Regions from separate parts of the Mus musculus genome. Here regions 2, 3, 4, 5 and 6 are each linked to region 1. A link is a loop called in an ENCODE intact Hi-C map of the cell type or tissue named here. Cell type or tissue: left cerebral cortex. All regions are shown on one strand.

Region 1 (5,000 bases):
CAAGGGACCATGTCCTGAGCCAGTAAACAATTCCAGGTGTGCCCTCAGAAAGTAAGGAGCGGGCCGGGCTTCATAAACAGAGCAGCTCTTGCAAAGTAGCCAGAACTTGGATGCCTGAGGGGTGTGAGGGGTGAGAGGTGTCCCATGAACCATGCAGGAGGGAAAAAGAGAAAAGTGGTGGCCAAAGGTTCCCAGAGATAGGGGTTTAAATCCCATTCCGCTTCTCATGTGGGTCTAGGTGGGGAACAGTTCGGTGGCTGCATGCAGAAGTGCTTCGTGACACGACTCAGGCAGCTTTCCTCCAACATTCAGCCCAATTCGATGTCATAAAATGTGGACAAGCACCTCAGAACCTACACTGAGCGGCAAGCTCATTACCCAAACTGCTAGGCGAAGTCTACGGCCATCCCCATTTCACAGACAAGGACACTGAGATTGGGGCTATAAACAACTACTGTGGCGTGGCGTGGCGTGGGTGACATTCCTTTGTCCCACTGGAGAAGAGTATCAAGGAAGTTACCCCGATGTCCTGCTGTGAAGCCCTGTGTCTTCTCCTAGAGGCCACAACTCAGCCCCATTTGGAGAGTCAGGACAGCCCTGTCTTTCCCCTGGAATTTCTAGAGCCTAAGAGCTTAGCTGCCCCAGTCCGGGGCTGAGCTATCAAAAGCAGGTCAGCAGGTCAGCTGTAATGGCTGGCCCTGGAAGGGCTGTCTTCGCTGTGAACCCACCCACCACTCGGGCGATTAGACCAGGACATCCCCGCTCCCCAAGTGCTGTGAGCAACAATCCCACAACCCAGAGCTGGGCGCTTCCGGGAACCTCAGTACACGAGGGAAAGGTTGAAAAATCAGAATCTCACATATAATCTCAGCCTGGACAGCCATCCCAACCCCTAGGAAGTCCCTCGGGGCAGGCTGGTGACGTAAGGTAGGTATTGAAAGCTAAGGCCACGTGACAAAGAGTGTAAGAATCGTGGAGTGGGCCTGAGACCAATCAGGGAATCTGGGAACCACACTCCAAAGGGACCTCCTCCAAACCAAACGCGGCAGCCTGGAGGCCCAGACCCAATTACATGGGTGACCGATTTTTCCCAATGTGTCCGGTGTGGCCCGGCACAGGAGCAGGATTAGGCAAGTCACTGAGCCCTGTCTCGCCTGAGCTCCGTCCCACCCGCCTTACCCGGCTCTGTTCGCCTTCGCGACCCGGGACACCTGACAGGAAGGGACGCGGCAGGGGACATGCTGGAAACGCCGGCACAGGGCTCTGAGCCACAGCAGCAGCATGCGTGTGCGTGCATGCGTGGGCTCTGCCCGCTTTCCGAGGCCACGCCCTTCTGACAGAGCTCCGCCCCCACACGTCCAGGAGTCCCGCCCTGCCCGCCCACCTTGGGAAGGCGTCCCCAGCCAGGGCCGAGCATTGCCCCTCTCCCAGCGCTTCTACCTGCCATGGCAACCTGAGGAAGTCATGAGTAGACACACTTGGTCAGAGGGCCCTATCTACCCATCTAAGTGGCAAAACACCGAGTACCCACACCTCCAGGAGGACGCAGTTGCAGACACCAGCTGCCCTGCTCAAAGCAACTTCCTCTAGGCGACTGACCAACAGCACTGGAAGTCCTGCAAAAACTGCTGTTGCCTAGGCTCGCCGCCAAGAGACCAGGGCCATAAGCCATAGGCTCCCCCCTTCAACACATTCAGATCTGAAGACATGTGTACCAAGATCTCAAGACATTTGTACCAAGCAACAAAAATCTCCTAATCCGCGGACAGCTGCTCCCCGAGCCAGCAGCAGGCAGCCTTGGTATTTCCACTGAAACAGCACACAGGCCTGCAAGAAAGTGGTGAACAGGAAAGGTAAAAAATGAGACGGAGACCAGCAAGAAAGAGCTAGCCTATCCTGTAGGTCCCGCCCACGGTTACCAACTCACTGGATTCCTACTGACATCTAGCGGCCCGAGGCAGGAACAGAGCCGGGGAGAGGCTAGTGGGCCCCCTGCTGGACACGGCCAGTACTACAAAAAGTTTGCTGAGTATGATCAACAGACCAGCAAGACTTTGGGCATTCCAGGTCTGTAGCTGGCTGTCCAGGACCCTTGTACCCTTGAAGACCAGCTGGAGTTGTGACAGTTGGGGAGCATGGCCTCACAGCGTTCATATCCTCATAGCAGGTAAAAGGAGCCCTGTTTGCAACTGAGACCAGGCTTGAGGAAGAATTTCAGGTAGATGATGATGAATGCTGGAGCTGACAGTCAGACCTCCTGAGCCCAAAGTCCGTCATAAGGCTGTTCTGTGACAGCAGTGTCCACTCACACGTCGTAGCCGCCAACAGAGAGCTGGAGGGTGGGGAGGGCTTCATTGTGTAGAAGCCACAATTCAGGATAAGCAGGGGCATTTGACTTCAATACAAACTCAATGCAACCATCTCATTACGAGTAACATACAAGCGTTTTCACGTCGCTTTCCTCAACTTGATGGGCTACAATGGCCTGTGTCTGCCTGTGGGAGTCCACCATCTGCTCTTTACTAGACAAGTTTAATTTCTCTGAATCTCAGCCTCCTCCAGCACCTCCTCCAGAAAGTCTGATAAGAGCGAGGCAGACACATACACACTCAGAGACTTCAACCGCCTCTCTCCCTGGCGCCCCTGAAACCCACAGCTCAAAACTCCACTGCAGCAGCTGGAGAGATGGCACAGCCAATGAGTGCTTGCTGCACCAGCATAAGGGTCTGAGTTTGAGCCCTAGCACCTATGTTGAAAAGCAAGGTGGCACACTCTTGTAACCTCAGCTCTGGGGAGGCAGAGACAGGCAGAGACAGGCTGGCTTGATGGCCAGCCAGCCTAGCCAATTAGTGAGTTCCAGTAGGTTGACTGACACCTGAGGTTGTCCTCTGGTCTTCATTTGCGCGCGCGCGCGCGCACACACACACACACACACACACACACACATTGTGTGCATGTGAACGCACACCCATTGAAGCTCCACTTCAAGCGAGGCTCCTCTGAATTTCAGCTCGCACCTCCCCAACCATCCACAGCACAGAAAACTGCCCCACCATGGCCCTGAGGTTTGCCAACGGCTCTCACTGTTTCCTTATTATCCGGCCCTCCCCATGCAGATTTTTTTTTTCTCTGCTTCCTCTCAAAGTTCCCCAGATCGCCTGGCTTGTATTCCGGCCAATCTCTTTGAGACTCGTCCCCTGTAGCTCCCAGCTTATTGTAATCTCTTTGAGACTCTTTGCTGCACTGCCTCCCTGGTTCTGCATGCTGCACCAGCCTTGGCAGTACCTAACAAGATCACTCTCACAGCACATATGTCTCTGGGCAGGCTCTATGTCCAGGTCCAGTCCCACACACACACACCGGGGGCCTCCCCTCATCCCACACACACCGCTTTCCCCCCTCCTGTGGTCTTCTCCCGACCTACCACTGCCTTCCCTTTCTTCTCTCTCAAAGGGCCCAAAGTCTCCAGTTTAGACTTACCACACCCTGACTCCAGTCTCCCGACTCTGTGTTCCCACCTAACCTGCCATTTTCTTCTCTCTTGGCCTTTTCAGGTCACACACATCAGCCACCTCAGTGTGTAACATGTACAAGAAGACATCAATTAGCCGCACATGGCACACAGGGTCATGGACAGCTGAAGTTTTCTAGCATACGCCAAGGAGTATCAGTGACGGGACCCTCCTCCTCCTTCCCCCTAACCCCAACACCTGACCAAGTACAAACAGCACACTGTTCTCAGAGGTGGTTGGACCATCCCATTGCCCAAGTGCCAAAGCATGCGCTTTCCAAGTTTCTAAGAGTCATTTACAAAAGGGGCCAACAAGATGGCTCAGTGGATAAATCCTGATAACATGAGTTTCATCCCAGAACCCGAGTAAAGGTTGCAGAGAATCAATTCTGCAAAATTGACCTCTGACCTCCATAAGCATACCATGACGCACACGCATACATAATAGATGACAATATAATTTTAAAAAGCTATTTACACGGTGTGATTCTATTTCTACTGTAAAAATGTATCAAGTACTTCTACACTTGATCTTAGACAATCAATACATCAGCCACTTCTAAATATCTAGGACTAGATATTTCTTACAGAATCACACAGCATTGGTAAATAAACTTGTAAGGAATGGTTATAATCTGAGGATCCATTGGAGTTACCGCCGCTTAGGACTGTGCTCCTGCCACCGAGTAGTCTCTGATGAACTGCCTCCATGTGCAGCAATGGACCTGTCTCTTTCTTACACGTCAGCCATTCCCATTTTAACACACTGAGCCAGGTTGTTCTGGAACATCGTGCTAAAGAGAACTGAATTTGCTATCCTGCCCCTTCACAGATGCAACTCTGTCATGGCCTGGGACAACACAAGGCTCAAGGTGGATGGTACCTGTGGCGTCTGCAGGCAGGCGCCAGCCACTGAGCCCAGCACACACGTGGCACCCTCTAGTCACTGGCCAGGCCATCCTTGAGACCCACCTTTACAAGCAGAGCTGCAAGCTTTACAGAAGGAGGGACTCTGGATGCAAGAATCCAAGGAGACGAGCCTGAGTGCAGATCTCCCCAGCAGAAGCAAGCCCAACCCATGGAGAACTGTCTGGCCCTGCCAGATCCTTTCAAACACACACACACACACACACACACACAAACACGCTGTCACTGTGAGGTGTCACTCACACCCACATAGAGCAGAACCTCTGGGAGCCCCAGGCTGCACTCCCACACCGCTGGCTGGCACTTCGGCAGAGAGTTTGTCTCCGTTTTAAATTAAAACACAGATACGTCTTGCATTAATTTGAGTAGTAAAGTTTAGCACCCACTCAGGGCTTTCATAAAATATACAAGAGCACACGACACGGTTTTAGAACACAAGAGAGGAGGGAGTTCACACTTGAAGTGTCTGAGAAGATCAGTCACCAGAGAGATGGCAAAGCTCCACTCATGCCTCTTTTCCACATAGAGCCCAATGACTGGCACGGCTTCTAGAAAAATCCGA
Region 2 (5,000 bases), 120 kb before region 1:
CTGAGCAACTCCTCTTAGGGGTGTCTGTTCTGCTCTCAGAGAAGCAAAAGGGGGGGGTTAGGCTTCTGGAGGTACAAAGGCTAGGGAACTCAGGGCCCATCACTTACCTGTCAGTAGCTCTCATTTGCTTGCTTATAAATGGTTCACTAACCATTTATGGGTGGGGGGACAGGAAGCCAAAAAACATCAGCTTCTTGCACAAATATGACTAACCGGATTTCAAAGAAAAGGGCCTATTGTTACACTACCATCGAAGCTATGGAGAGGCCAGCCATTCACACCTAGAGAGGCAAGCAGCCCATGGGAAGAGAGCTCCATGGTCCTTTAGAGAGATACCATTCCAGGAGCCCTGGTGTATCTGCACTCCAGTATCAGACCCCAGAGAGCAAACTCTAAAACAGATTCTATCAAGAGACTCTGGCTATGGGAGACTTCGTCCATATAAGAATCAAGGGCAGAAGTGGCAATGTTCCCAGAGGAATCACGAAGGTCAGTTGCCTCAGCAGCCATTAAACTGTTTCCCTCCAATTGAAATGGCATAGCCAAGACCAGTGACAGAACCAGAGAGGTGGCAGCTCTTGAGCATCCTGTCTAGGTAAGAATGCATCATGTTGTGTAGGTCGTGGTTTAAATCAGTGGAGAGATTGGGCTGTTTCATAAGTGACTGAAAGACAGTGGCAGCTTTGAACAACCCCCTCCCTCCTGCTACAACGAAGCTCAGGTGGATGGATGGATGGATGGATGGATGGATGGATGGATGGATGGATGGATGTCTGAGTGCAGCTACCAAGCCTGCCAACATTCAAGAACACATGGTACGGATTCACAAGAAGACAGAGGAGGTTCTGAGGCAGGAAGCCCCACACTGTATAAAACAGACATTGAGACAGACCTCAATGTTCCCAGCCTCGGTATAGCAGACATGTGGTACCATAAAGCAAGACAGAAGGAAGCAACCACCAAACTACCAAACCTACATAGAGTTGTGTATGCCAGGAAGGGCCAGTGCTGGCATGGAAGGTCGGCAGGAAGGAATCAGGAACTCCTCAAGGGACACTGTGACAATGAACCTCAAGGACATTCATTGCTGACATGTTGTCAGATGGAATGTCAGCAAGGTTCTATCCTTTATCTATTGGATGGACAGAAACCCCTGACAGTACACAGCTAGAAAGGATGTAACAGGGAGACAGGAGAGATCCATTGCCTTGTTAGAGGACCTATAGCCTCCTAGCATTTCTTCTCTGCCTGCCTCCCCGTTTCTCAAATCAGCCCTTCATACATGATCACCTCAGCCCCTAGCAGGAGGACAAGGATAGACCCTCCAAAGCCAGTGTCAGAAATCTGAAAATAACTGAGTCCCTACTAAGGGCTGGCTAAATAAACCAGAACCGTCCGTTCCCAGAACAAGTCAGGAAAACCCACAAGACACCAACTACAACTCCCTGGAAGGAGGCTGCTAAGGAGCTTCCTGAGAAAAAGGGCCAGGAGAGGACAGGAGGGGAGATGAGATGCCTCAGTCCATAAAGGCTCTCGCCACCAAGGGTGGTGCTGAATGGCATCCTCAGAACCCATATGATGGAAAGAGAAAGAACTAACTCCCCCCATGTCCTCGGTCCTTCGTGTGTGCTCCACTGCACACATTCACAATGAAGCAAATAAAAACTAAATGTAATAATTTAAAAAACGGGGGGCGGGGGGGCAAGGGACACAGTCAGCCCTGTCCAAAGAGCTTGTACCTGTCACTGATGTGGAAGGCACCCCAATGCCACACCAAAGCTAGCAATGGACCTCTCCTTGAGATTAGGATGTTGGCAACTCAAATAAGGTTGCTGAGGGGACCCAACCCTCTGTGCCTGCTACCCCATCCTCAGGATCCCCTCAGAGGTACAAGAGAGTTCTCCTTCTAACTTCATGCATTTCTTCAGGGAGGTCAGAGAATCTTGCCCCTGTTTGTTTTTAAAGACCATTCAGGCAACACATTAGGCGCATGGAGTTGACTGAAAGGATGTGAGCTCCAGGCTCATCTTCAGCTGGCAGCTCAGCCTTCCAGAAGCTCCGCAGACTTCTCCCAGGCATCCACCACTTCAGCTTCCCTGTTCCCTCCCTAGACATCTTTCCCCTGCTCCAACTGTGCTCAGTGCTCTCTAGGCACCAGGCATAAGCAGGGGGAGCACTTTAGAAGGAGGTAAGGAGCAGAAGGGACCATTGAGGCAAAGTTCGAATGCAAAAGGAACCAAACTTCTAGGGACAAGTCCCTGGCTGTGTCCACAACAGACCTCAGACATCAGCAACTAGTGACAACAGGGTCTCCCCCTTCCCGGTCACCCACCTGAGCCTGACTCTGGTCACTCATGTGCAGGTCCCAGGAGTAGTGTCAAGGCTAGAGCCTACAGGAACTAGTTCTCTTTCTGGGGGCCCAGGACCCAGCAGTGATCATGGGTTTGGGTCAGCCGCAGGTGGCATGGGAGAAGGAAGCACTGGCCAACATTCAGGCCTCAGAGAATGCCTGGGGTGTTCCCAGAGCATCGCAGGGTGAACCCAGCTACACAAACCATCTGTGGAGCATCTGGCAAGCAGCAGGAAGCTGGGTGGACTCAGGGATGAAACTGAAGATCAGCAGCAGGGGATGGAAAGACCGGGACAGCTCATCTCCCCATACAAGTCCTCCCCATTTCTCCCACCTTTGCCACCTTCCCCGGGAATCAGCATCTTTGGGCCTTTGTACTCCATCCATGCTGGATCACAACTCATAGTGGAGCAGCGAGGTGCAGATATCCAGCGAAGGGGCAGAGTTCAGGAAGTGAGACCTCTACTTCCACCTTAACCAACCCCAGGGTCTTTAGCCACCCATAGAGAGCTGAAGAGGCCCAGAGCAGTGTCTGCAGTTGGGCGAATGTGCATCCTAGGAAGGGTGTGAATGTGCACCTGAACACATCACATGGGGTGATGGGGACACTGGTGAGGATATTTTGGTGCCGGTGTGTGTGCAGGTACCTGTGAGTGTGAACACGTGACTGAGCAGAAGAGTTGACGCTGGCTGCGTTCTGCGGGGAAGCGCACACCCAGGCTGGCCATGTGCATTGGGAAACGCATGAAGGAGTACATCTTACACCCATGGTGAGCTTGAAAAGTTCTCACGCCTCCCCGGCAGCCCCGCATTGCCACCCTGTCCATCTCAGCTCTCACCCCACCTTCCTTAACTGTCCCCTCCCAAGCTCCCAGCCCTAAGCAACCCTCCTCAGAGCATCCCCAAGTGTCTTAGCATACACTCCCACCATCCCCTATCTGTCCGGTCTCGGTGCCTAGTTTGGCACTTACTCCCTACCAAGACCATGCCCCACCTCCAACACCCAGGCTCAGACCCGGGCACAAGACTCAGAAGTGACTTTATTTCTCTGTAGTTAATGCCCCTCAGGCCAGGCTGTTGGGCTGTCCCTGGCTTGACCTCCCTCCCCTTGGAGACCTGGAGGGTCTCAGTCCCTTGCCCTCCCCCTCCCCCCTACCCCAGCTTCCTGCCAGGATGTCTGGACTCCTGGAGATATTCAGCTGCTTGGGATATGGAGCTGGTGGAGAAACGGAGAAGGCTCACTCACATCTAGGGAGGTTGAGAGCCTCAGACCTTGATGCCAAACCCTTGCTGTCCCAGCCCCAGCCAGGCCAGGCTGGGGAGGGGCAGCAACAGGCTTAGGGGACAAGCTCCAAAGCCCAGCAGGAGGGAGGGAGGGGTCTTAGGGCCCAGCCCAGAGAAGAGCAGGCCCCAGGCTGAGCAGGAGCCCCCCAGCCAGGGCCCAGGGGCTGCGTCCTGCGACCGATGCCCCGTTGCACAAATCTTTCTCGCAGCAGTCCACGTCGACTTTTAAGATCCCAGAGTTAATGAACCCCATCAGATAGTCTGAGAAAAAGTGCCGCTTAACGAAGTCGCAGGAGGAAGCACACATCTTGTTCACAGAATGATCCTTCCTGCCTGGGGGGAAAGAAGGAAGGCATGGGGGCTAAGGTCCACTTCCATCTGAGCTCTGTCCCTTCCCTAGAACCCAGGACCCTCCAGATCAGTTTAAGACGTGGAACCAGGGAGGAACAAGCCAGTGTTGTCTTGCCTCAAAGTCATGATCTTGTCCCAGGGAAGAGGAACTCAGAGGACACCTCTGATCTCTCCCTAGATCTAGCTTTCAGTAGCCCCGCCCCCTCACCCGGTCCAGGCTTACTGCTGCTGGGGTCGGTGATCCGCACGCTGGCACAAACGGTATCGGTGGGCTGGCACTGCTTCGGAGCGCAATGGCTGGAATTGGCCAGGGTGCAGTCCTGGCACCACAGGCCATGGGCTAGGCAGGGCATGAGAGAGGGATAACCAGGGGAACCCGAGTCTGGACAGCCAGACCCTACACCCCCTCTTCCCCAACCTGCTGCAGCTATCACGGCAGAACCATGCTCACAGAAGAGTTCACTCCCACAAGACCCAGAGTGGGCCTCCAGGTTGACCCTGTGCTGTGCCTACACATCCTGCCTCCCGCATCCTCTTACTCCTACACACAGCACCCCCAAAGATAGGTAGGTTCCAAGACAGGAAAGGTCCACCCGACTTAATAGGAAGCTCGCTGAACCTCTGAGAATGAGGGACATCTGCGCAGTACTAGAAGAAAGGTGGAAAGGCGCTGGATGCCCTCGAGTGTGGGGAGAGCCCCCGGTGGCTGGAGCTGAGATCTAAGAGTGGTGCTTCCCGTGATATGACCCCTCCCCGCGGGCCCCCGACTCACCCGGCGAGGGGCAGAGAAGCAAGGCCAGCAGCGCCAGACCGAGGCTCTTCATGGCTGCAGGCAGCATGCTCCGATAGGGCCTGAAAGAGGCGCGGGGGCTGCAGGCGGGGGTCCTCTGGGGCGCAGGCCTGGAGGGGAATAGCCTCGGTCAGAGGACCCAACCCTAAACACCCTTCCCTTTTCTGGCCTGAAGATGTAACCATCCCCCAGGAATCAAAAGCGCGCGGGGGGGGGGGGGGAGGT
Region 3 (5,000 bases), 490 kb before region 1:
CTCTACCCAAGCAAAAGTGAGCCAAGAGCCACCATTGTTCAGTTATGCTAAGTCCTGCTGTCTCAGCTAGCCAGGCCCACAGGAGAGGCCTGCACCCCAAGGGGTATTAGAGACACAGTCACCATATTGGGAAGTCATAGATACTAAATGCCTGATGAAGTGGTAAGTGGGTATGTAAATTGTTACTGAGGTCACCAGATTGATAGGGCTTTTCTGACCTGCCCCACCCTACACCTTAAGAGCCTGCCCCTGGGTATTGGAGCATGACAAAGCACTGAACTTCCCAGAGTCCAGCTGAAGGCTGAGGTTCACTATTGTAGCTGCCCAGCAGCCAGGGAGAACTGGGTTCTTGGAAGGGAGGCTGGAAATGAAAAAGGATGGGCAGATGGGAGAAGGATGAAACCTGGACAATATTTTCTGATCAACACTTGTAGTGGCTAGTCCTGGTTGTCAACTTGACTATATCTGGAATGACTACCATCCCGAATTGGAAGGCTCATCAATGATCTTAATTTGGAGGCTGGGAGATACAAGTTTCTGACCTGCATCTTGACATGGAGATGGTGAGGAATAGTGTGGGGCAATGGACTGTGCACAGACAGTCTAGTCTCCAGTCGAGCTGAGGTCCGAACCCTGGTAGGACCCAGCGGTGATAATTTTTACCTACATGGCACAGAAGACATTCCCTCATGTCTCCTGGACCCCTGGATCCTGTCGAAGTTACCATCCCCACAGCTCTCACAGGAGAAGCTAGTGGCTAGTAGTCATGTACACAATGTCCCAAGCTTCTGACCTTCAGGCTAGACTCCTCCCAGTTACCTAGCGACAGCAAGATAACAATCCCACTATAAGAGGGGCTGCTTGGTCCCACCTCGCTCTCTCCCTCTAACCCTAGCCTTTCTTCTCTCTCTCCTTTTCCCCCTTCTATCCTTTTGGCCATGGCTGGTCTCTCTCTCTTTCTACCTTTTCTCTTCCCCCCTGCCTTTCTACAACAAAGCTCTAAAACCATAGACTGTCTCTGTTTATCAAGGCCCACTGTGCTTGGATGATGGGATTGGCTTTCTTCTAACAAGCCACTTCTAACCTCTGGATAGAAGGCCTTCCTGTGCTCCAGCTATGGACTGAACTTAGGACTCTCGCCTGTGTGGGAACCTCTCTCTTTCTGCCCTCTTCATGAGTGTTGCCCTGGGGCCCTATTCTGTTTTCTGCTCCTCTGCTGTATCCAGCATGGGATGCCAGAGACTGAGAACCTGGTACAGTAGCTTTCTCTTGTTCACCCCCCACCATGTGGGGTCAGTGGCTTCACACACCAGATGCCCACCCTGGGCTGAGTGGAAAGCGTCCCACAGTCCTCCCACACCCGCCTTCCCAGAGCACAGGAACTCTGGTCTCGCCCCCCCCCTCTTCCCCTATACCAACAGCCCAGCAGCATAGTGGCCATGAATTTCAGTAGACTAAAGCAAGGAGATCTCTGAGTTCAAGTTCATCTGGGACAAATCAAGTTCCAGATCAAGGCATGGTGGCACACATCTTTAATCTGAGCCACACCTTCTGCTGGAGACCTGCATAAGGACATTGGAAGAAGGAAGATTCTCTCTCTTTATCTGCTTGCCTTTTGGGACTGAGCTTGACTGCTTGATCTTTGGACTTCCATTCACAGCTGCTGCTGACCATTGATGGGAGTTGCACTATAGACTGTAAGTCATCAACAAATTCCCTTACTATATAGAGACTACCAGTAAGTTCTGTGACTCTAGAGAACTCTAATACAGAGGTTCAGTCCATTATCATCAAGGTGGGAGCATGGCAGCATCCAGATAGACGTGGTGTTAGAGGAGCTTAGTGTTGCACATCTTATTCTGAAGGCAACTAAGAGAAAACTGCCTTCCAGGGAGCTATTAAGAAGGCCTTAAAACCCACCTACATAGCGACACACCTACTTCAACAAGGTCATATCTCCTAATAATGCCACTCCCTGGACCAAGAATATACAAATCAGCACAAACAAGAACATACAACTGAAGAAGGTTCAAAGCAGCTTTTTATCTACAACTTTTGCTGCTTCATATGTTGAAGCTCTGAGTCCCCAGTATCCATAGTGTCTCCGCTGTATTGCCACAGGGCTAGTAACTAAGGCAAAATGGGTCCATTAGCGCAGATCTTACCCAATTGGAATGAGTCCAAGAAGAGGAGATGAGGGCATGAAGGTGTGCAGAGATAACCACCTGAAGACATGGGAAGAATTTGCCACCTGCTGGCCAAGGAGAGGAACTACCTCTGTCCACAAGGCTCTCAGGCTCTTACCTCCAACCCTCTGTAAGCCAGTCTTGTCTTGAACTTGAGGTCCTTCAGTGCTGGGATCACAGGTATGTTCTCCACACCCTGCTTTCCACACCCTCTATTAAAGGATTTACCTGGAAAAGCAGAATAATTAATAAGGTTTTGTAATAAATAGGAAGAGCTAAGGGGGAAAAGTCAGTCAAAATGCAGGATATGAGGTCAACACACAAACCCAGTGATTTTTTTTTAATAGACTACCAAGGAAGTACAAGAAGAAGGAAAGTGAACAGTTCTTTTTACAAATCCTAGTGAAGAAGCAGACACCTAGGAATAAGTTTAAACAAGGTGGCACAAGCCTGGCACATTAAAATCCGTGAAGGAAATGAAGGCAGGCAGGCCTAAATAAATGGAAGGGTACTCTAAGATTAAAAATAGGAAGTGTTATTAAGTTAATTAGTCAATTATTCATTTTTTATTAATTGCATATATTTCTGTGTACATGTGCATGTGACAGGTGCATGTGTGGAGGTCACAAGGCAACTTACAGGAGTTCTCTTTCTATTGTGTGGGTCCCAGGGCTCAAACTAAGATTGTCAGGTGGAGGGTGGAGAGACAGGAGAGAAGGAAGCAAGGAAGGGAGGAGATGAAAAGGACAAGGAGCAGCTCCTACTAAATTCACATGAAATTGGAAGTCACAGGATTTGATGGGGCAAGTCTGTAAACCCAGGACTCAGAAGGCAGGGACAGGAGCACTGAAGTTCAAGAGCATCCTCAGATTCTTATCAAGTTCCTGGGTTTCTTGAGATCCTGTCTCAAACAAAACAAAACAAAACAAAACAAAACAAAACAAAACAAAACAAGCAAAGCCAAAGAAAAGGAAAGGAAAGGAAAGGAAAGGAAAGGAAAGGAAAGAAAAGAAAAAAAAAGAAAAGAAAAGAAAAGAAAAGAAAAGAAAAGAAAAGGAAAGAAAAGAAAAGAAAAAACAGAATAATACAAACATAGGACAGGAGTGAGCAGAGTCCAGAAGTGCTCACTCACGTACATGCTGGAGTGATTTTCAACAATAATGCCATGTCTGTCTGTGTTGAGAATAATTATGTTTACACAGCTGGATCTGGGACAATCGGGTATGCTCAGAATCGAGTGATCCTTAACTCACACACTACACCAAAAACAACAACAACAATAATATAAAATATAACCAACTGAAATATATCCACAGTTTCATCTCAAGAGCTATGCAGTAACTCAATGACAAATTTGTCAGCTTTGAAGGAGGAATACTGCTCCTCCCTCAGAATTTTCAGCCTTTGTTCTTTTTTGGTTTCAGATAAAGCCCTTCAAAAAACAAAACAAAACAAAACAACTTAGAACCAGACCAAATCACCTGTCCTCATTCATCTGGATAAATTTGCTGATTGTCATGCTAAATTCTGCCTCTAGGGGCGCTCCTCTCTGCAGTTGAATTTGGGATTGAGGCTGGGCCCCTTCTGCCCTGACATAGAGCTCAGCCTCCAAAGTCTAAGTCTCTCCCTTACCCTCCAGCTTTGTTTAGAAAGATGAGCTCCGGGACTCTCATTTCCGCTTTTTCTGGCACACCTGAGCTGTTTCTTTGAGGCAAAACCACTGCATTCAATTACAAAACTACAGTTGTTACAAAACAGGAGAACTCCATGGGCCTAGACTTGGTGATGGTGTCTTACACCAGAATCCAAGCAATAACAGAGACCCCGGACTTAAGAAAAAAGCCTTAAGCGGCTGTGGTTGTGCTGACCTGCAGTCCCAGCGCTGGGGACAGGCAAGCAGGAAGAACATGAGTGTGAGCCCAGCCTGGGCTGGGGAAGTGGCTCCTGAGGAAGAGCACTTACTGTTCAAACAGGAGGACGCATGACCATAATCCCTGTGCCCAGGTAAAAAGCCCAGCGTGTCTGTGCTGTCCGTAAGACCACATTTCTGTCCCTCCACAGGAAATGTCACTCCTATTAAGCAGACAACCAAGTAGAAACAATTGTATCTGTTGAGGCCTGTTTTGTGACAGATTATATGGTCAATTTTGGAGAAGGTATCATGAGGTGCTAAGAATAAGGTATATTCTTTTATTTTAGGATGGAATTTTCTATCAATATCTGTTAAATCCATTTGGTCCATAACTTCTTTTAGTTTTAATGTGTTTCTGATTAGTTTGTGTTTCTATGATCTGGACATTGATGAGAGTGGGGTGTTGAAGTCTCCCATTATTATTGTGTGAGGTACAATGTGTGCTTTGAGTTTTCGTAAAGTTACTTTTTTGAATGTGCGTGTCCTTGCATTTGGCACATAGATGTTCAGAATTGAGAATTCTTCTTGGTAGATTTTTCCTTTGATGAGTATTAAGAGTACTTCCTTATCCTTTTCGATAACTTTCGGTTGAAAGTTGCTTTTATTTAATATTTGAATGGTGTGTGAAGACCTGCCCGTCTGCTGCTGAGTTGGAAGCAGACACAATTAACCCTAGCCAGTGTATTGTGGGCAGCACAAGGCTGTGTTTGTCTAGCAGCCACATGGGTCAGGTCTCACTAGTCCCTAAGGCCTGTGCTATGATCTGACTGTCTGAGAGAAAACTAAAACACATAACAGATATTAAAGCTGTCTCCAGGTATCAAGACCGGAGGAAGTCGAGTAACTTTCGACTTCTAAATGCACTTCTTTCTCAGAACCTAGGAAATGGATCTATGGAGGAA
Region 4 (5,000 bases), 63 kb before region 1:
ACCAGGGACTCTGCCTCTATGTCAGCTTCCTGCCTCTACCTCCACTATGGCCTCCCTGAATTCCACAGCAATCTTCTTAACCCTGTTGCAGACATTCTGTAACCTACCTATGGCCAGAAATACTTGCCGTGTGCCAGTTGAGGTCTAATTAGAGTGTTAACATTAGTAGTCTTCACAGGAATAAAAGAAGCTGTGCTTGCCTCGGTCACTAGCAAGAGCCAATCTGAACCACTTGACAAATACCAGTCAAAGAAGCCAATGTAGCTTGTGAATTTGTTATTTGTTATTCAATAAATTCTGATATTGTAAAAAGACACAAATGTGTTTATCTGTTTCTGACATTTTGTATTCACAACGAATACTCACTTGTAGGGTCACTAGCTCTTGTTCTTGGCTGGTGCTGGACAAGAGTTTCAGTTTCACTGACAGAGTCCAGGGGCTCTCTGGAATCTTCCTGCCTCCCAGGACAGAAAGCAACCATTTATAGTGGTCTTACTGTTCCTTGTTGAGTTGTAAAAATCCTGGTGGTGGTGGTGGATGGGGGGGTGGGGAGGGAGGGGAGCAGGTGCTTTCCCCAAGGCAGGAAATCCTGAGGAAGGAGACTCATTACCATTGCCCTTCCAAGGACCTTGTGGTTTGTAGAAGCCAGTGACGCAGGAACAAGGCAGTGACATTAACACAAAGACAATCCATTGCAACTAGGGAGGCCCTACACTACCCAGGTTCCCATGTGAACGGCCACTGTCAGGAACAGACATGTCTCAGTTGTATATCACTGAAGACAGCATCTCCTCAGGCCGACCCTAAGCTGTACACAGCAAATAATCCTGGCCACCAGACAAAGGGGCCATGTGTCCAGATGGCTCAGAGCTTGTGTCCAGACACTGGAGCTTCTTAGCAGAAGACACTTCATTGTCTTCTTAGAGAAAAACTTGGACCACGTGAGCAAGCCCAAGCCACAGGCTTAGCAGTTGAGTCTCACTGACAAGAGAAGGGTATAATTCTCCAGAGAGGAGCCACTCCAAAACAGAATCTCTTCCACAAATGAAGGGGCGTGGGGGTAGGGACAAGCTGGAGCATGCCTGAGAGCTGAAAAGAACAAGAATGATACCAACAGTCTATGCGCATCCAGCTCAGCCCACCTCATTAGAGGATAGGTAAGAGACTGGGGACTACATGAAAGATGGCAGGAAGCACACAGGCCACTAACCTTCTGGGGAAAGCAAGCAAGGAGATGCCCTACCTCCCTGTACCAAATGCTGGTAAGCCAGAAAGCCCCATGCCACTGGTAGGAATGAATGAGAAATGGCACAGGCTCTCTGGAAAGCAGCTTGTCTGTTTCTTGCAAAAGGCAACATGCAGTTTGGGACCTAGCAACTGCCTTCCTGGGCACGGTCCCAGGGAAATGAAACAGCACGGGGGGAGGGCGGGGGGGGGGGCGCTGCTTCCCAACAACCTTGTAAACACGTCCTTCAGTGGACAAAGGATCCCAAAGCTGTGATGCACACAGCGCAGAGGCAGCTGTTCAGGAGGCTGAATGAACCACCATTCAATACACAGCCACTCTTGTGAATCTAGACAGCGATGCCTGAATGATAATCGGCAAGCTCCGCCAAGTTGCACGCTGGACAATTACATTTATCTAGCATGTTGGCGTTGAATCTAAACGGATGAGGTGGAGACGACACTTAAAGAAAGGGTCTGTTAGAGGTTTGATACAGGCTTCTGCAGCACAGGAGGCACTAACACTGTGTACTAGTCATGTAAAATGGCGCCCCCAGGGAGACTTCACCAAGCACACAACAGCTCTCGATTCGTTTCTCATAACTTCATTCTCCAAGCGCCGTGGGCCACACCTATCGTCCCAGGACTCGACCGAGGCAAGAGATTGCTAGTTCTAAGCCAGCCTAACCAAATATAATAGTGGAGAATATACCCAGAAAGTCGAAAGAGCACAAGAAGTGACTAGATTTAAATATCTGTAAAGGCCCGCGTTAAGGACAGAGCAGGGGACCCTGGCTTTGCCGGAAAGGAGGGGCGGGGTCGGATGATTCCAGGGGGCTACAGGCCGTGCACTACTGGGTCCGCCATCCCGGCGTGCCACAGATGGCAAACCCGATGACTGAGAAATAACACGAAGCCTGCAGAAGAAGGCTTGGAGTCCTGAGAAGAGGCGCACGCCGGGAGAAAGGCGCCGCCCGCAGCCCAGAAGCTTGCACAGGCACAGACGCCTGCTTAGCATCCTCTCAAGCGAAGCTCGAGCCCGCAGCCACAGCATCACAAGGAGCGAGGGCAGTGTCTCCTAGAGCCGACCCGAAGGGGCGGGGAGAGGTAGGCGGGCCTACGGCCGCAGCACGGGATCACAGAGAGGCCGGGCGGCTGCTCCTAGAGCGACACCAGAAGGGCGTGAACGAGCAGGCGGGGCTCCGGAGCTTGCGGCGGTACCACCGAGAACCCGGCAAGGGTCCTAGAGCGGCACTGGAGTGGGTTTCGAGCGGTGGGCGGGGCTTAGGGTGCGCGGCAGCACCACCGAGAGGCCGGGGAAGGTAGAGCGGCACCAGAGGGGCGGGCGCCTTTAGGCGCGGGAGTGGCGGGCTCAAGTGGGCATTGTTAACGGTCGCCCGCCCGCCGGTCAGCCTGCTTACGGCCACGTTCCGCCGGCGTCTGTGCTCGGCACCCATCAGGTACTCTCTGCGTGTGTGCACGGTAGCCCCGACCGGGCGAAGGCCGGCTTCTGAGTCGTTTCTCTGTGGACCACCTCGGCGGTGTTGCAGAGGTCCTTGGAGGCGGGGAAGGTGGGCCGGGCTACCTAGCGAAGCCCCTTGTTGCTGGATGCATTGAGCGCCTTATCCTGCCGGCTCCAGCAGCTCCTTGATGGACCTGAGTCCCTAGGTCAGCGGAATTCAACTAAGTTGCCTGAATCACTCGCACCTACTCCTGTGCACAGGCCTGTGAAGAGAGGGGGCAATAAGCTAAGTCGCTGGGGTCTTCTCTGGTTTTAATGACTATTTAAGTTTTCAGTGAGGATGGTCCTTGGTGAGCAGACACAGACACCTGGGTCCCGCTTGTCATTCCTCTCACCAGAGTGATGGTGTTTGAATTGGTACTGAGTGATGCTGCAGACAGGGACTCTCAGGTGTCTCCTGAGCTGTCCCACAAAAGACAAACACTTTCAGATGCTGACATAGAGCAAACAGTCACCTAGCCGCCTGGATCTTGGACTCTGAATCCGGATAAGAATTTTATCTGCTGGGTTAGATATGTGGGTATTTGTCAAATGCTTAGAACAAAATACAGTGTGTTCCCAAAGTGTTTTTGGGAAAGTGTGGGTGCTCTAGATGGAACTGCCAGCAGAGCCCACCCCTTTGGGCCTCTGGGAGTAAAGGGGATGGTGCAGGTTTAGAGATAAAGAGGGGTCACATAGAGAGAGCCTCATCAATACAAGAGGCATCCTTTGGGGGTCTGATGGGGTTTGCTGTGGATTATGAGGAGAGCCCTGAGTTTTCCAGGCTCAGAACCAGGCTGTTGTATGGTAGAGTTACTTCCTACTCCAGGGTGTTTGCACAGTCCCAATGTGGGCGGGTAGAGAGGATAAGGAAGAACGGGGAAGGTTCTGTTTGGGGAGGTGGAAAATGGCCATCGGTCCATGATGGCTATGGCTTTCTCTGGGATGAGTGAAAATCTTGTCTTCAGGCCCAGGAGTGTCTGTGGCTGAGTGAGAGAGTCACTCAAAGAGATGAGCATACAGTGGACCAGAGGCTCTGAGCTCAGCTTATAGGCCTGGGGCTAGAGCTCTGGGGAGTCCACTTTAGTCTGAGGGGCTCATCATGTGAGCAGCTGGAAAGACAGTGGAGCTGCAGAGAGCTAAGAGCTGCCTCTGACCTGTTGTTCATGCTTTTGCCTCCAGAAGCAAGACGACCGTGGTTCTGTCTGCTTGATGCAGCTTCGTACGCAGGAGCTGTCCCTGACAGCGAAGTCCCAGAGAAGGAGCCAGGCAGCCACTGTCTGAAAACCCTCAGCCTTCCCTGGCCTCCAGGGGGGTTTCCTGCTTCCTAAGAGCAGCAATGGAAAAGCCTGCAACTAGGAAAAAGAAGAGTCAGGCCCCAAAGGAGGAGGCAGGTGCGCAAAAGGCCACTGTCAAGGGAGAGAAAACATCAAAGGGGAAAAAGGCAACCAAGAAGCCAAGAAAGCCCCGCAGACCCCGAAAAGAACCTGTCCTGAGCCCCGAGGACGAAGCACATATCTTTGATGCCTTCGATGCCTCGTTTAAAGATGACTTTGAGGGTGTCCCCGTGTTTGTCCCTTTTCAGAGGAAGAAGCCCTATGAGTGTGGTGAATGTGGACGGATCTTTAAACACAAGACAGATCACATTCGCCACCAGAGAGTTCACACTGGAGAGAAGCCCTTTAAGTGTGACCAGTGTGGGAAGACCTTCAGGCACAGCTCAGATGTCACCAAACATCAAAGAATTCACACCGGTGAGAAGCCCTTTAAATGTGGGGAGTGTGGAAAAGCCTTCAACTGTGGTTCTAACCTTCTAAAACACCAGAAAACGCACACTGGAGAGAAACCTTATGGCTGTGAGGAGTGTGGAAAATCCTTCGCCTACAGCTCCTGCCTCATCCGGCATCGGAAGCGTCATCCGAGGAAGAAGCACTGAGCAGGGCGGTCTACAGCTATGGATCCTTGTCAAACACCTGATGATGGTCCAGAGGTCTTACGCAGTATGCTCATCCAGCCACCCATCTGTCATTGAGAGGAAAATCTACCCATCAGACATGAGAGCCCACAGAGGCTTTCTGCCCTTCGAGTCTTCACTTAGTAGTAACATGGTGCTTCCCGGAGCTTCCTGAAGCTCCAGCCATTTTCCAGACTACTTTATGTTACTCAGGGCCATCTTTGGAACAGTTTTGGGTCGCTGAGAACTTTGTAGAGCTAAAGAGACACCCCTGTTGGCAAGGGCCACTGCCTTCCTTTGCTGCCTCTGTCTGCACCAACC
Region 5 (5,000 bases), 130 kb before region 1:
TCCCTCCTCTCCTGTTGATACTCTCAAAGAGAGGCTTAAAATGAGTGAGAAGTCCTGGCATCCTGCCAGCTGAAGCTCCTGCTGGTGCACACTGGTGGGCAGAGACCAGAGAGTCCTTATCCTGACAGGCTTGGCAGACCGTAAGCAATGCTGGCTTTACTGGGTATGGCTTATCATGTCAGGACCTCCTACATAATTATGGGCAATTAAAGAGAAAATAGCCCCTCTGTGTCAGGGTGCGTCATGGAAAGAAGGACTGGAGCTGAGCAGAGCTGGGTCCAGGTTTCTGCATCTCACAGGTGACCGTGGTCATTCACAGGACCATGCTGTGATAAAGGTTACTTTATTGCCATCCAAGGGCCGCTTTCTTTCTCCGTCACATTTTAGTTTAGTCCAGAGTTAATACCACCACATATATACAAATGGTATATAATACCACCACGTGCATACAAATGGTGCAAAACAAGTAGAGTGGCTTTTACAATATGAGATAGCATCTGCTTATTATGTATCTACACAAGTAGCTCATTTTCTCCCAATGATAGAAACAATTAAAATTAACCACTCAAACCAGCAAAATAGTTCAGTGTAGCTAAAGGCACCTCTGCCAAGCCTGACAACCTGGGTTCTATCCCTGGGATGCACACGATGAATGAAGAGAACTGGCTCCCTTACTTGTCTTCTGATCTCTGAATGCCCTTCCCTTACCCCACATATACACAAACAAATTCACACAATAAAGCTTATCCAATCTTTTTTCAAAAATCATTTCTTTTTATTAATGTGTACATGTGTGCCTGCTTTTATCTCCATATATACCACGTGTGTCCAGGTGCCCTCAGAGACCAGAAGAGGCCATCAGAGTCTCTGAACTTGGGGTTACAGGTGGCTAGAAGCTGCCTGATGTGGGTGCTGGGAATTGAATTCAGGTCCTCTGTAAGAGCAGTAAGTGATCTTGACCTCTGAGCATCTCTCCAATCCCAACAATGTGTATCGCAGGCTGGCCTTAAACTCATGATCCCACTAGTGACACCTCTTCAGCATATCCTGCTGACACACGCCGCCATGATTAGCAACAGCAACAGTAATAAATAAACTGCAAAATCTCTAAAACAGAAAAAACGTTGTGGTTCAGTACTGCAAGGAGAATGAATCTGTAAAAGAAGTTAACTGAAGGGTGTGTGCATGTGTACGTGTACACACAAGTGCTTTGCCTGCATGTGTGTCTGTGCACCACATGTTTGCAGCTCCTATGGAGGTCAGAAGAAGGTATTGGATCCCCTCAGACTGGAATTATGGATGGTAGCGAGCTACTGTATGGGTTCTGGAACTAGAAGCTAGGTCTGCTGGAAGAGCAGCCAGGGCTCTTAACCACAGATCTACCACTCCAGCCCTGGCCCTTGGCCTTTTGTTTACTTGGTCTTAGTTTTGTTTTATTGTTTTGTTTTTGATACAGAGTCTTGCCATATAGCCAAGCTGGTCTCAAACTCCTAATCTTCCTGCTTCAGACTTCCAAGTGCAGTCAGTATAAATGCCCAGCATCATGACAGTTGACCAAAATCCTGACATTAGAGAGAAAGAGACAAGTTCAATTGGAGGGCTTCATGGGGGTGGAGATCTATGCCTTCACACTTGTGCCACCAGCCAACATGGCCTATGTGACCAGCTGGCAGTGTTGGGACTCCGTGCTCCTTATTACAGGTGGAGAGATGGGGCTGGTGAGATGGCTCAGTGGGTAAGAGCACCCGACTGCTCTTCCAAAGGTCTGGAGTACAAATCCCAGCAACCACATGGTGGCTCACAACCATCTGTAACAAGATCTGACGCCCTCTTCTGGTGTGTCTGAAGACAGCTACAGTGTACTCATATACATTACATGAATAAATAAATAATTAATTAAATAAAATTTTTTAAGAAAGGCTCCTGAAGAGCTAGCTGTTCTTGTCTGAGACTTGACTCTGTGGCTGTTGCCAGGCAGCAGAACCACTCAGTGTCTCTTTGCCTGTGAGTCCTGTGATGGGGGGTGGTGTAAAATGGAAGAACTGGAATGGATGCTCTTTAGAGATCCAAGTGAGACAAGCCCCAAGGGGAATTGTGCCAACAGAAGGGATGTTTCAGAGCTCTGAGATCCCCAGGGCAAGAGTGTAACTCTCCAGTCCTCCTTCCCCGATCCCAGGCTCACCAAGGACCAGTAGTGGAGAAACTGCAGACCTGGCTTCCCAGCCAAGAGGGGCTTACCTGGATAATCCCAGAATCAGTGAATGGCACCCTAGCAACTCTCTTCACTGAGCACCTGGAGCCACTGCTCAGAGGATGTTGCAATGCTGTCTTTATCACCCCATTGTTTCTCGAGAGAAGTGCTGGTTCAATGCTGAAGAGCCCATGAGGGGAGTGTCATGGTCTAGCTCTGGCTCAAGACTCTGTCTGTGCTAATGTCCACATGTGATGGACATCTTGCAGCCTGCTCCAGGTCAGATGTGAGCCAACAAATATGCCAAGAGGATAACACATATGGAAGGAACTCTAGAGCAGCCTCACATGAGTGTACACAACTTAGTGGCTTGGTAGCATTGGTGAGCCACCTGAGGTACACCCACAGAAGCCTTCAGATATTCCTGGGGGCTTTGAGTCTCTACCTAACCCCTCATGTAAGGCTGAACTTGAGCAAGAAGCAGAGCAGGAAGTAGTGCTACGTCTGTGCTTCCTAATGGGGCAGACTGCTCATAGCCATGCAGTGGCTAAAGAAGATCACTTGCCATCCCTCATATGGACACCAGAGGGCCCACTCCTCCAGGAGATGGCTCAGCAGACATAGGGGCCCCCACCACCACTAGTGAAATAGGTCACCTTCAACACCTCCAGGAGAGGGCTGTTGTCCTCCCTTCTCCCAGGGTTATTGGACAATCTGGTTTTCTTAAAGGCCAATAGTAAGAGTGAGATTAGGAAATTATTTGTGTGTTTTGCTGTGTGTGTTTCAGCAGGGCATCGCTGATCAAAGTGACCCCTGGCTGGTTTCTAATAGTGCAAGTCTCAAAACAAAAAGGGGGAAACCTGACTTTTCCACCTCAGCCAGCTGTGCTGAGCATGTTCTCCCAGGGGGTGGGTAGGTGCGAGCGTCCAGAGCACCATAACAACACACAGGAGGTGTCTACACAGTGCCACCTGAAAGTCATCTGCACAATCAAGAAGCAACCCAGATGCTACTGAACAAACCCCCTCAGCACACTGCTCACTGGGAAGAGGGAGCCAGGAGAAAGCCATCCCTGCCAAAAGACAGCAACATCTTGGTGAGCGTCTCCAGGGAAACCGGTGTGGAACTCAGTGCCAAGCAGCACCTGAAACAAACACGTGGAACAAAAAAGAATGTCTAGAAAAGGGCAGGCAAAGCTCGAGCTGAATACCTTACCTTGTTGGGGCTTAAACCAGCAGCCCACTCCTGTCCTTATCACTCAGATATGCCAGAGTTGGTTGAGGTTCCCTGGGCCAAGATAGTGACCAGGCATGCCCAGGTCTAGCCCATAGCTAGGGCACCTTCCAACCTTCCCCAGAGCCCACCCTCCCAGGAAGCTGGCATCTGCATCCAAGAACCCTCTGTCGTCCTCATGTCCCTCTCCAATCTAGAGCCTTAGTGGCCTTGAACACAAGGGTCTAAGTGGCCTCACTGCCCCAGTCCCTCACCTAGTTTTGTTTCTGTTGCTGTGATTAAAAAAAAAAAAAAACAGAACAAACAAACAAAAAACAACAAAGCGACTTAGGAGAGAAAGAGTTGCTTTGATAAAACACCATAGTCCAAAGAAGCATAGGGATGAAGGAGTTTATTTTGGGTTTATGGGTCCAGAGGAATAAGAATCCCAAAAGGCATAGCAGCAAGCAGCAGGCTCTCTGGCAGAAGCAGGAAACAACACATCTCCAGACACATGCAAAACACAGAGAGAAAACTGGAGAGAAGCAGACTAAAAGCTCCCAAAGACACACACACACACACCACACACACACACACACACACACACACACACACACACACACACACACACACACAGAGTGGCATATTGCCTCCTTCGAGGCTGCACCTCCCTACTACCACCTCAAATGTTCCAAAACCTGAGCCTGAGAGGAACAGTTCTCATCAAACCGCCACAAATAGATAATGGATACATAGATGATAGATGGTCAATAGGTAGGAAGGTGGGCAGGTAGATGACAGATAAATGGAGATAGATAGATAGATAGATAGATAGATAGATAGATAGATAGATAACAAATAACAGATAATTGGTAGATGATATATAATTTAATATATACAGAGATAATAATAGATAATTGGCAGAAAGGTTGATAATAAGAGATGAAATGACAGATGGATATATTAATTAATTGATCCTGAACAGATGCTAGATGGAAGAAGGAAATTTTATTAGGTCTAGTCAGGCACAGTAAGCTAAACATTTCATCTCAGCTACCCTGGAGCTGAACAACAAAACAGGAAGATCCCGTTTCAAAAATAATCTTAAGACTGGGGATGTGACTCAGTTGCTAGATTACTTGCTTATTGTGCCTGAAGGCCTGGGTTTAACCTGCAGCAGCACACAACTGGATGTGGTGGTGCAGGCTTGCGATCCCAGCGTTTGGGAGCTGAAGCAGAAGGATCACAACCCTCAGCTATGTAACGACTGGGAGGACGATTCAGCCTACAATTCATGATACATTGTCTCAAAAAACACTGAGTAGAAACCCAGACCAAATCTCTGTTTTATTCCGTTCCTAGTCCCCTCCCACAGGTCTATAAAGCACTGTGGAGTAACTTCTCAGCTGCAGGCTTGTGAATCTTCTGAACCTTCTGTCCACAGTTTGCTTTGCTGACAGTTATCCGTGCTGTGCACACTGTCCTTTGCACCTGGCATGTAGTATTCCACTGTGTGATGACATCACTATTTATTAACACTTTTCTCCTATTGATGGGCCCTTTTCTGGATTTTTTTTTCTCTTATGAACGGCGAAGT
Region 6 (5,000 bases), 210 kb before region 1:
TGCTGAATGAAATGGCATCAGTGTGTTTGCAGGGCTCCAGGTGTCAAGGTAGTCTCATCTATGGATTTTTCAGATATCTGGACCAGCTTAAGAGAAGGTCTTGCTATCATTTGTCTACTTGCTTACTTGTGTTTGGAGAGAGAAGTTCATGTAATCCACTCTGGCACCCAACACTGATCCTTGAACCCTCAACAGCAGTGTGTATCAGTCTGAGGTTCAGCAGCCATGGGGAAGCATCTTCGCAGGAGCCTTTTATGTGAATAATGTGTTGGTGCTTGGTGCTGGGTCCTGGCCAGTCACAAGCACTAGATTCTTCCCTTCACAGCCTCATGGCCATTCTCACGTACTCGTTCTTTTTAATATATATTTTTATTAGGTAATTTCTTCATTTACATTTCAATTGCTATCTCAAAAGCCCATACCCTCCCCCCACTCCCCTACCCACCCACTCCCACTTCTTGGCCATGGTGTTCCCTTGTACAGAGGCATATAAAGTTTGCAAGACCAAGGGGCCTCTCTTCCCAATGATGGCCGACTAGGCCATCTTCTGCTACATATGCAGCTAGAGACACGCGTTCTGGGGATACTGGTTAGTTCATATTATTGTTCCTCCTATAGGGTTGCAGACCCCTTTAGCTCCTTGGGTACTTCACATACTCGTTTCCTTGTTATTTATGTGAGGTAGAACTTTACAAATGTCAGTCCATTTTAGTTCTGAAAACCCTTGCTCTGTATCTCTATCCATCTGTGTGATCAGGCAAGACAGTGCTGAGGTCCCTCCATCTTGTGCCCTCGGTAAGGCCATTTCCAGGTTTAACCAGAATCTGATCTCCTTCATGGAGAATCCATTGAAAACTACCTTGCTTTATTCTAGGAACCAAAGTTCTGGATGTTCTAGCTAACTTATCCGAGTCTTTAATAAAACTGATGATTTGTGTGAAACAACCTCCTACCCCTGCTGGCTAACTGGTCTTCTTGGCATCTGTTAAAACTGCTTGCTGCAGACTGCTTACTTCTTCAAAGCCCCTGTGCCTGAGATGCCAGGATGTGGTTTCAGCCTTTAAAAACTCTATATTCTAGCCCCTTGGGAAGGCAGATTCACCTAAAGTCAGGCTACAATGGGACATGATTCTATTATAAAAAGGAACAGAGTGATGAGTGGTCAGAACTTGGCATGCACCCTAGACTATGTGAAAGAAGCCAGGCCCAGAAGGTGTGCACTGCTGGGCACTGTTCACACAAAGTATCCAGAATAGATGAATTTGTAAAGATGGAGGGAAGATTCTCAGAGGTTGGGGGAGGGGTGAAGAGTGTCTGCATAATAGGCATGAAATTGTCTGTGGAGTGATGGTGACATTTTCTGTAGAAGTATGCAAAGGCAGGCTTACAGAGAGCACAAACACGCTAGGCTTTTTACCTGGGCACAGGGATTATGGTCATGCGTCCTCCTGTTTGAACAGTAAGTGCTCTTCCTCAGGAGCCACTTCTCCAGCCCAGGCTGGGCTCACACTCATGTTCTTCCTGCTCGCCTGTCCCCAGCGCTGGGACTGCAGGTCAGCACAACCACAGCCGGCTGAAGGCTTTTTTCTTAAAATCGGGGTCTCTGTTATTGCTTGTATTCTGGTGTAAGACACCATCACCAAGTCTAGGTTCATGGAGTTCTCCTGTTTTGTAACAACTGTAGTTTTGTAACTGAATGCATTGGGCTTGTCACAAAGAAACAGCTCAGGTGTGCCAGGAAAAGAGGAAATGAGAGTCCCAAAGCTCATCTTTCTAAACAAAGCTGGAGGGTAAGTGAGAGACTTAGATTTTGAAGGCTGAGCTCCTATGTCAGGGCAGAAGGGGGCCCAGCCTCAATCCCAAATTCAACTGAAGAGCAGAGCACCCCTAGAGGCAGAATGTATCACAACAGCCAGCAAGTTTATGGTCTGGATGAGTGAGGACAGGAGCTTTGAGATGGTTGTAAGTAGCTTTCTTTGAACTGAAACAAACAAGAACAAACACGGAAAATTTTGAGGGAGGAGCAGCATTCCTCCTTAAAAGCTGAAGAATGTGTCATTGAGTTACTGCTCAGCTTTTGAGATGACACTGTGGAAGTATTTGCGATGATTTATTTTATACTATTTTATTATTTCTTTGGTGTGGTGAGTTCGGTAACAATCACTCAATTCTGATGCTACCCAGCTGTCCCAGAAACAGCTGTGCAAACACTATTATTCTCTACAAACAGACGTGGCACTAGTATTAAAAATCACCCCAGCATGGGCATGAGTGTGGAATTCTGGACACTCCTTGTTCTCACCCCTCTCTTCATTCCTTCTCCCCTGTCTCTCCACCCTCCAACCTTCACCCTCCACCTTCTATTCTCCACCTGAAAATCTGAGTTTGAGCCCTCGGTTCCACAGAGTAAAAGGAGAAATCCTGTAAGTTGCCTTTTGACCTCCATACGTGCACCTGTCACATGAATGAGTGCATATAAACATATATTATTAATAAATATAAGTAAATTATTAATTAATCAATAATTACTTAACAAATACAAATTTAAAACCCTTGCTATTTTTAAGCATCAAATACCCTTCCATTTATTTAGGCTGCCTTCATTTCTTTCACGACTTTTAATGCCCCAGGCTTGTGCCACCTTGTTAAACTTAGTCCTAGGTGTCTGCTTCTTCTTTAAGTTATTGTAAAATGAACTGTTGCCTTCACTTCTTCTTGCTCTTCATTGGCAGTCTAGAAAAAAACATCACTGGCTTGGTGTGCTGACCTCCTATCCTGCATTTTGGCTGACATTTTCCACTCAGCTCTTCCTACTTATTACAGGACCTTATTGATGGTTCTGCATTTCCAGGTAAATCCTTTAATAGTGGGTGTGGAGAGCAGGGCGTGGAGAACACACCTGTGATCCAGCACTGAAGGACCTCAAGTTCAAGGTCAGACTGGCTTACAGAGGATTGGAGGCAAGAGCCTGAGAGCCTTGTGAACAGAGCAAGTACCTCTCCTTGTCCAGCAGGTGGCATTTTCTCCAGCAGTTCCTGTGGTTTTCATGCGCACCTCCATGCCCTGATCTCTTCTTACTGGACATCATTCCAATTGGGTAAGATCTGCTCTAATGGCCCCATTTTGTCTTAGCCAATAGCCTTGTGGCAATACATCTCAGATACTAGGGACACTCAGGACCCAGGGTTTCAACACATGAGGCTGAAAACTTTGAAGGGGACAAGCTGCTTTGAATTTTCATCAGTTGTGTATTCTTGTTTGTGCTAGTTTGTATATGCTTGGCACAGGGAATGGAACTATTAGGAGGTGTGGCCTTGTTGCAGTAGGTGTGTCACTGTGGACAAAGGTTTTAAGACCCTCATCCTAGCTGCCTGGAAGTCAGTCTTCCCATAGCTGCTTTCAGAATAAGAGGTGGAACTCTAAGCTCCTAGGCCCTATGTCTACCTGATGCTGCCATGTTCCCTACCTTGATCATAACTGAACCCCTGAAGTTGTAAGCCAGTCCCAATTAAATGTTATCTTTACAAGTATTGTCTTGGTCATGGTGTCTGGTCACAGCAGTAAAGCCCTAAATAACACATTGTTTCTTTGTGTGTGTGTGTGTGTGTGTGTGTGTGTGTGTGTGTGTGTGTGTATAGGTTTGTGCTTTGTTTGGTTTGTTTGTTTGTTTGTTTGTTTGTTTGTTTGTTTGCAGAATGGGAGATTATACCTCAATTCCTGTGCATACTATCAGTGAGCAACAGCTACAACCCTGTGTGTGTGTGTTTATGTTATTCTTTTTCTACTTTTTTTTTCAAGACAAATTATGCTAATGTACTAGGCTGATTTGAACTTGCTGTGTGGCCTAGGATGGCCTTAAACCCATGTTCCTTTTGTCTCAGCCTCCTGAGTGCTAGAATCACAGGTAAGTACCACCTTATTTAACAATGTCATTTGAAGTAATGATTGATGTTGGATAATAACATATTGATTTTTAAATTACAATGACAGTAAACAGGGCTGGCTGGATTCTGACAGTGGTTTTTTTTTTCCCACACAGAGATGGACCCTGAATTGGTCCACTTTGGTGGGGAAAGGAAAATCACTTGTTTTCCTTGTGAATGAAGAATCTGATAGAGATGGGAAGGCAGTGTGGATGCTGGAAAGTGGGAGTGATGGGTACCAGGCAGACTAACTGAGAAGACCCAGCTGAACAACATGTAACCACAGCCACATGTAGTCCTGGAAGCAGTTATGGGGCAGGAGGGATGAAAAGGATGAAAGGGACAGGAGAATGGGTGGCTATGAAGCAGTCTTTTACACTGTGATATTGGATTCCTGATACTGCATTTGTTAAAATCACAGCTTACACAAAACAGAGACCTGACCCTAAAAATCATGAGAACCAGGGGCTCAGCAGTTAAGAGCATGGACTGTTCTTCCAGAAGACTGGGGTTCAATTCCCAGCACCCATATGGCAGCTTTCTGGCTCTCCAGTCTTGCTGAACCTGAAAGTCCCAGGGTTCAGTGAGAGACCTCCTCTCAAACATCAAGGTAAAGGCACCATAGGAAAGAGACCCAAGGCTGACCTGTGGCCTACACACACACACACACACACACACACACACACACACACACACACACACATACACACATCAGGTGCAATGACCTTTCCTTCCATGTCCATTGTTGGGATCTCATGCAGCCTGAGACCTTCTTCTTCTCAGCCATACTTAAAATACCTGGATGGCAGGTGGTGGTGGCACAGACCTTTAATCGCAGCGCTCAGGAAGCAGAGGCAGGCAGATCTCTGAGTTTGAAGGCAGCCTGGTATACATAGTGAGTTCCAAAACAGGCAGAGCTGTAAAGAGAAACTTTGTCTTAAGAAAACAAAAATAAACACAGCCAAAACCAAGAATTCCCAAGTCCCTAGGAAACCCAGATTTTCCAGTAGAGTTTCATAGGAATGAAAGAGCTGATGGCTTTGTCATTTCTTTAATCTGGAATCCTGAGGCAGAAAG

What was found. Hi-C counts contacts between places; a loop is a spot of excess contacts. Peaks named below come from ENCODE experiments on the same cell type or tissue, not always from the same donor. Only the 100,000 strongest peaks of a DNase experiment are listed, where the experiment ranks them.
Region 2: it touches region 1 in a loop (2.6-fold over the local background); 11 of 42 quality-filtered maps call a loop at or near these places.
Region 3: a loop joins it to region 1, with 2.9 times the contacts of the local background. A loop is called at or near these places in 3 of 42 quality-filtered maps.
Region 4: it touches region 1 in a loop (6-fold over the local background); 16 of 42 quality-filtered maps call a loop at or near these places.
Region 5: it touches region 1 in a loop (8-fold over the local background); 33 of 42 quality-filtered maps call a loop at or near these places.
Region 6: it touches region 1 in a loop (2.1-fold over the local background); 4 of 42 quality-filtered maps call a loop at or near these places.

What each region holds. Positions count from the first base shown.
Region 1 is chr15:75,677,474-75,682,473 of GRCm38, forward strand. It overlaps Top1mt (DNA topoisomerase 1, mitochondrial), which reads right to left and starts at 1,327. Exons shown (of 14, transcript NM_028404.3): 1 at 1,180-1,327. The coding sequence starts at 1,283. In left cerebral cortex, a CTCF peak has its summit at 1,985 (motif pointing left); DNase peaks (open chromatin) are centred at 1,020, 1,269, 1,958, 2,563 and 2 more places; H3K4me3 peaks cover 1,496 bases; H3K27ac peaks cover 1,356 bases.
Region 2 is chr15:75,561,375-75,566,374 of GRCm38, forward strand. Ly6h (lymphocyte antigen 6 complex, locus H) reads right to left here. Exons shown (of 4, transcript NM_011837.3): 2 at 4,758-4,885; 3 at 4,209-4,325; 4 at 3,371-3,967. The coding sequence ends at 3,732. Among named protein-coding and RNA genes, the nearest start is that of Ly6h, 3.3 kb to the right of the region's middle. In left cerebral cortex, no CTCF peak of the experiment used is centred here; DNase peaks (open chromatin) are centred at 2,031, 2,974, 4,004, 4,114 and 1 more place; H3K4me3 peaks cover 1,366 bases; H3K27ac peaks cover 734 bases.
Region 3 is chr15:75,187,088-75,192,087 of GRCm38, forward strand. No RefSeq gene overlaps it. Among named protein-coding and RNA genes, the nearest start is that of Ly6g2, 27 kb to the right of the region's middle. In left cerebral cortex, CTCF peaks have their summits at 2,257 (motif pointing left) and 3,710; DNase peaks (open chromatin) are centred at 2,255 and 3,712.
Region 4 is chr15:75,614,137-75,619,136 of GRCm38, forward strand. Zfp41 (zinc finger protein 41) reads left to right here and starts at 2,548. Exons shown (of 3, transcript NM_001044718.2): 1 at 2,548-2,684; 2 at 3,908-5,000. The coding sequence starts at 4,065. The coding sequence ends at 4,661. In left cerebral cortex, a CTCF peak has its summit at 2,510; DNase peaks (open chromatin) are centred at 1,120, 1,475, 1,750 and 2,418; H3K4me3 peaks cover 2,113 bases; H3K27ac peaks cover 2,203 bases.
Region 5 is chr15:75,546,285-75,551,284 of GRCm38, forward strand. No RefSeq gene overlaps it. Among named protein-coding and RNA genes, the nearest start is that of Ly6h, 18 kb to the right of the region's middle. In left cerebral cortex, CTCF peaks have their summits at 1,847 (motif pointing left) and 2,772 (motif pointing right); DNase peaks (open chromatin) are centred at 2,154, 2,779 and 3,249; H3K27ac peaks cover 726 bases.
Region 6 is chr15:75,467,147-75,472,146 of GRCm38, forward strand. It overlaps a transcript of Gm34531 not described here. Among named protein-coding and RNA genes, the nearest start is that of Gm34531, 4.8 kb to the right of the region's middle. In left cerebral cortex, CTCF peaks have their summits at 1,893 (motif pointing right) and 3,002 (motif pointing right); a DNase peak (open chromatin) is centred at 1,881.